Linked DNA regions of Mus musculus: region 1 is linked to region 2. A link is a contact called in ENCODE Hi-C or POLR2A ChIA-PET data. All regions are on one chromosome and are shown on one strand. The core of a region is the stretch at or near the end of the contact, and the rest is flanking DNA. Distances in the headings are between cores, read along the strand shown. Region 1 holds the start of Nus1 (NUS1 dehydrodolichyl diphosphate synthase subunit). Region 2 holds the start of Dcbld1 (discoidin, CUB and LCCL domain containing 1).

What was found. Hi-C counts contacts between places; a loop is a spot of excess contacts on that map. ChIA-PET counts read pairs that join two places held with the same protein, here RNA polymerase II (POLR2A).
Region 1: a loop to region 2 is called in a map of gastrocnemius, with 2.1 times the contacts of the local background. The contact joins the promoter of Nus1 here to the promoter of Dcbld1 in region 2. A Hi-C loop is called at or near these places in 1 of 37 maps with a recorded cell type or tissue (gastrocnemius). POLR2A ChIA-PET finds 5 or more read pairs at or near these places in 2 of 5 experiments (Patski and embryonic stem cell).

What each region holds. Positions count from the first base shown.
Region 1 is chr10:52,416,106-52,419,051 of GRCm38, reverse strand. Nus1 (NUS1 dehydrodolichyl diphosphate synthase subunit) reads right to left here and starts at 1,505. Exons shown (of 5, transcript NM_030250.2): 1 at 884-1,505. The coding sequence starts at 1,310.
Region 2 is chr10:52,231,813-52,234,997 of GRCm38, reverse strand. It overlaps Dcbld1 (discoidin, CUB and LCCL domain containing 1), which reads right to left and starts at 1,379. Exons shown (of 11, transcript NM_025705.4): 1 at 1,163-1,379. The coding sequence starts at 1,247.

The DNA.
Region 1 (2,946 bases), core at 256-2,755, 180 kb before region 2:
GCTCCTGGTCTTCAATCCCCTACTAACATTTCATCTCCTCTACCCCAACTCTCAAGTTCCTCCTTTCAGAATCTCCTTTCTAGTAGAAACACTCCCCAAATGTCATCCATCACCTCTGTGAGTGTGTCCCTTTCTCCCCTCCAGCCTGAGACGAAGGCAAAATTCCAAGAAATATATTTGCCATTATAACTAACGCTTTAGGCTTGTCATGCAGTAAGTGTTGAGTTCTGTCCTTAACAAACCCGTGGTGAAATCCACTGCCTTGATTACTTGAAGGAACACAAGTGTATCTAGTACTGTACTGGCCTCTAAGGTGAAATGGCAACACGTGATTTCAGGCCTTTTTCCAGGCCTATCAAAACTCTCACACACTTTTCAGAAACCCCATTCAAATGCCACCTAACTCCAAGAGAGCTCATTTGGAAATCCTACAATGCAGCTCACGTATAAAGCCGCCACTGCTTGGTCGCCCTTAAGATGAGTTCATTGAACCCCCTTGAAGAGACACTTTGAAGAGCGCACAGACTGGTTAACTCCCCGTTACTTTTATGACCTTGGGCAAATCAGTTAATGTTCTGAACGTCAGCTCCCTCTTTCGTGAAACAAAGCCAGAGAAAACCACCTCCCTTAACGGACTACATTAAATATCTTTTACATGTTACAAACACTAACCAAATCTAAAGACTTTGTCAACGTCAACGTTCAATAAGACTGATCTCCCTTCCTCGAAAGCACCAGCACAGTGTAAGGGCCAAGGGCTACCGAAACTCGCAGGGCCTGGAGAGGGCGGCGGCCTCGCAGGACGACCGGGAACAAACTAGCTAGAAACGTAGTCCTCAGACTCGGAAGTGCCTCGGTCACCCCACCTCCCACCCGGCCTCACCTTGGTGGTCGTAGACGCTAATGTAGGAGATCCCCACGGCCATACACCACACCACGAGGCTGGCGATGTCTGAGAAGCTGGGCTCCTGCACTTCCTCCGTGACCAACAGGCCCATGTGCACCGGCAGCTTCTGCAGGGACCGGACGTCCGCGCGCCAGCGCAGCCGAGGATGGGTGGCGGCCGGTCCCGGTCCCGGTCCCGGTCCCCCGTGCGGGTGCCGGTGATGACGCCGGTTCCTGCCGACGGCCCGGGGCTTGCGGAGCGTGAAGCCGAGCGGCGCTAGGACCGCGGCGGAGGCGGCGCGACAGCAGCGCCGCCAGATCCAGTTCCAGGTGCCGAAGCGAACGCGGAGCCAGGAGGTGAGCGTGAGGTGCAGGCAGAGCAGCGCGTGCAGCACCCGCCACACCAGCTCGTACAGCCCCGTCATACTCCTGTGGCGCTCGGGCACCGTCACCTCCCTCCGGCCCACACCCGCGGCGCGACAGGGTCTTATCCGCCCCAGCGGCCGGCGCGGGCCATCGCTCCGCGTCCCCCCACCCCCCGCGCCCGAGCCCCTCGCCACTGCCAACACCTCACCTAGCCCCCGCCGCCATCTTCCTCCGCCCTCCGCAGCCCCGCCCCCGTTAGTACATGGAGAGTTCTGATTGGCTGCCGGGGAACTCCGACGCGACCGGGAGTCGTGGCTGGAGCCGCCACCGCACTGCTAAAGAGAGCGTGCGCTTGAGAATGAGGCTGGCTCCGGGCCGCTGGCGCCCCCTGGGGATGAGGAGGGCGACGCGCCAACGCCTCTAGCCTTTCTCCTATGGAATGATTGGGCTGTTCCTCAGACTGAGGGGAGGATCTGCAGCTTGAGATTTGTTGCCTATCTCCCCCTCACGGCCATGACAGAAACGATTCCCAAGGAGTTAAAAGCAATCTAAATGAACTGGAAGTTACACAGAGAGAATCCACCACCGCATCAGCAAGTGTAGATGCTGGAAATCGACCACGGTCCCCAAACAGAAGTGTTCTTGTCCCCAAAGGCTCAAGTGTTCTTGGAGAGGTCTCATCACAGTTCTTTGTCCAATCTTCCGACGAGAATAGAACGTCCCAGAATGGGAATGAAGTCCTACAGCATAGGACCTGGAAACAGACTGTTAGGGTCTGACACTGTTAGGGTCCCTAACAAATCAAGCTCTGCCACCTGTCCTTCATAGACCAATGACACAATAGAAGGTAAATACAGAAAAGCGAAACTGATTCAATGTGGCCACTCTGAGAAGAGAATCAGTGCCCAGATACAGTTGGATCTGTGTAATACAGACATATTTTTTACTGTATAGCCCCTTTTCCCATTAGGAAATGTCTACAGGCCTTAATGTTTTGGCCATTGTCACCTGTTTTAATTGGTCTCATTTCTGTAAGAATTGCTTTGCTTTAGTTTAAAACGTGAGTCTCATGTCCATCTGCAAGTTTTGTTGCCTTTGGCAGGAAATGCCTGTGGAGGAATTTTAATTGGGCAACATGGCTCCTCTCAATAACCGTAGCCAAAGATATGATCTGGCCATGATCCACACTGGATTACAGTATGATCTGGCTGGAATACACACACTCCCTTAGCACATACCTGTAATCCCTGACAATGAAGATAAGGCTAGTTTGTTGAAGGAAGCATCCATGTTTGAAATTGATGTTTAATTGAAGGGCAAAGTTATGAATCAGGAAAAAAATTGAGTGAGAGATAGGATACGTCCAACTCACAGAAAAACAGACAGGAAACAGATGCTAGTTATGGGAGGGAGGAGAGAGAGAGAGAGAGAGAGAGAGAGAGAGAGAGAGAGAGAGGTGGAGTGGGGAGGTGGGTAGTATATGTGTATGGCAGTTTTACAAAAACAGTTTTACTGAGATAGGTTACAGAGGGAACAAACTAGATACAAGTGAAGACAGAATGAGTCAGAGAATGAGAGTCAGAACATATTAGAACATATTGCCAAAGTTAGTATGAAGCCAGTCAGAGCAATTCAGTAAGAAGCCAGATTGAATCAGTCAGCTCAGAAGATTAGATTGTATGGAGGCTAGAAGGT
Region 2 (3,185 bases), core at 130-2,629:
TCAACCCACACACAAATACACATCACTAAAACTAAATTTTCTTTAAAACCCACACCAAATAAATGTAGAATGTTACAGTTTCAAATATCGACTTGAGAAAGTGTCTTCAGTTATTAAGACATCCAATGACTGGAATATAGTTTGGTTGTTGAAAGGCTTGCCTTGCACAAGTTCCCGAGCGCCGCCAAAACTCAAACAAAACAGCATGTTTATAAAGCATTCATAAAACCTTACACAGTGCAATTCTAACACACGTTAGACTGTGTTACCGTAACTCTAAACAAAATAACTTCACTTTTTTTTAATGCTATCAACTTGCTGAATGTTTGGGTGAACGAATACATTGTTCAATGAAAAAAAAAAAATCCAGCGATGAGTTTAGCTTCGATTTCTGTTCCCCCAGAAAGCATAGCGGGGGCGGGGGCGGTATTCAAGTATTCTGCATAAACTCACTGCCATTAATTAACCCCAGTTACAGAGGAGCAAAGGCAGGAGGAGAGGAACAAAACCCGAAAAGGGTGGGGGGTGGGGGGGAGAACCCACAGAAAGGTGGCTCGTCCTATCCAAGGAGAACTAATTAAAGCAGATTAATGGAGTAGGGCCATGTAGGGCTGGGAAACCAGTTTCCTGCCTTAATCTGGTGGTCTGAGAGAAAATTCGGTGGCGCTGGAAGCCAAAGATCAGCTACCGAGGAAAAGCAGCCTGGGCCGCAGTCGACTCGCTCAAATACCCTTGAGGGACCAGAGTCGCAAGGTTCCAACTCCGATCACCACCGGACACGCGTGAGGCAACGGGGGCCCTGTTTGCAGTCGGCTCCGGGGCAGCCTCGCAGAAGAACCCCCTCTTGCAGGCAGAGACTAGGAGCTGGCGGGGCAACGCCGGGCGAGCACCCGGGGCCAGGCCACTCGCACCCGCCGGGAAGGGTCGGGAAATCTGGGAACTAAGTGGCCGGCCGGGCGGGGACACCGCGAAGGCAGCCGGGGAACAGGCGCCAAGCTGCCGGGCTCGTTTATGGGGGGGAAGGAAAGAGTATCGGGGCGCGATCCGAAATGCACCCTCTGACTTCAATCCATCCCCCGCCTGGCGGAGACCGCCCGCCTCTCGCCAGGCTCCCCCGAGGCCCACAACACAGCCCTCCCGGAGCCCCGAGTCCCCCACTCACCCAGCTCCTCCGCCTGCAACCGGAGCGGAGCACACACGGCGAACAGCAGCGCCAGGACACTCGGCCCACCAGCCCCGGTCCCCATGGTCCCGCCGGACTCCAGACCCGCAGGATCGGCCTCCCGGCCCGGCTCTACACTGCCGCTGCCCGCCTAGGGCAGCCTCCTTCGCGGCCCGGCCCGGCGCGGCGCGGGCACACGGCACAGATCCCTCTGGGCGGCCCGCGCCCGCGAGAGGGCGTGTCCTCCCCGCCCTGCCCCGCCCCGCCCCGCCCCCTCCCCGGGGTGATCAGCCGCACCACCGGTCTCCCAAGGGGGGCGCCCAGTTTCCCCCTCACCCCACCCCGCCCCCGCGCCACCTGCCCGGATTCACTAGAAAATGAAAATCAAAAATTCACCTGGCACGCAGGCTCGCCAGAGCCCGGGGGTTCACCGAGACTCCGCCCCTCTGGCAGTTTGTCAGCTCTACCCTAGAGCTGGTCTGCCAAGGCTATGCAAGGCATCTGAAATCTGATGGGATGATGGCAGTTCAAGTCCATTCATTCATTCATTCATTCATTCTCTCTCTCTCTCCATCTCTCTCTCTCTCTCTCTTCATTCATTCCGTTGTTTAACTCAACTTTCTACGCGGCTGGGTGCTTAAATTCACTCGGCATTTGCAGAGCTTAGAAATAATCGCTCACTACAAACTGCAGTCTGTAACATGGACAGTATATTTGGAGCACATTTGGAGAGATCTAATTGGATGGTGAAAAGGCAGCTGGGAGCAAAGCGAGAGTAAAAGACAGAGAGCTGAGTTCGTGCCCAGGTTGTTCAGAGGATTAAAGGGCGGGAAGGGGCCAGTTGGAGCTGAAGCTCAGTAGACAGGTGGGTGCCTGGCCAGATGTGGGAAAAGACGTGCAGAGTAGGACCAGTAAGAGATATGTAAACTGCAGAGTCCCCAGAGCAGTCTGGAAAACTTCAGACTGAGCAATGTTTGAGGCGCTCTCTGAGGTGGTGGGAAAGTCTTGAGATTAGGTTCGATGGACCGCGGAGGAGTTTAGAGCCCATTACTGGGTCGTTCAATTGGAGTCCTGGTCGTCAAATTGAACAGAGAAACGGTTAATACTCGTTTTAAGGACTGTCACCTTTAGGTCCCCCCCGTGACTTTCCTCTGCGTGGCCACAACCTTAGCTCTAACTCACACACCACCTCGTGGCCTCTGGGAATTATTACATCTAGAGTGCGTCGGGGTGGGGTGGTCTCGGCAGCTGAGGAAGATCAGACCCTCCAAGGCCAAGTGACCTTTGGAATTTTCTCCAACTCCAAGCCTAAGCTGACAGGTAGGATAACTTTTTGCCTTAAAAATGTTTTGTTGTTTTGAGATTGAGGTTTATCGTCTGTGTTCTGAGGGCTTCTCTTGTCTTCCTGGCTGGTATTGAGTAGTTTGCTAAGTAGCCGGAGGCTGACCTTGGAACTCCTGAACCTTCTTCCCCCACCTCTGAGATAGGGGAATACAGGCAGGCCTTCATATCCTGCCTGGTTTACACTTTAACTTTTGAGATTCCAAGTGTGATTTGGCAGTGGACTTTGCACCTTCCTTTATGGCAACCTCAGAGGAAAGACTTACAGCTTTCCAACTGAGCCTTTCTTAGATCTGAGTGTAGAGCCAGTCTCTGACTGGGACACATTCGCTTGCCTTCATGTTAACTCTTCCCCAGTTGTCATAGAGAGGAAATAAATATGTATATGTCCTGGCTGGTTTTGTGTCAACTTGACACAGCTGGAGTTATCACAGAGAAAGGAGCTTCAGTTGAGGAAATGCCTCCATGAGATCCAACTGGAAGGCATCTTCTCAATTAGTGATCAAGGGGGAAAGGCCCCTTGTGGGTGGGACCATCTCTGGGCTGGTAGTCTTGGCTTCCATAAGAAAGCAGGCTGAGCAAGCCAGGAGAAACAAGCAAGCCAGCAAAGAACATCCCTCCATGGCCTCTGCATCAGCTCCTGCTTCCTGACCTGCTTGAGTTCCAGTCCTGACTTCTTTCA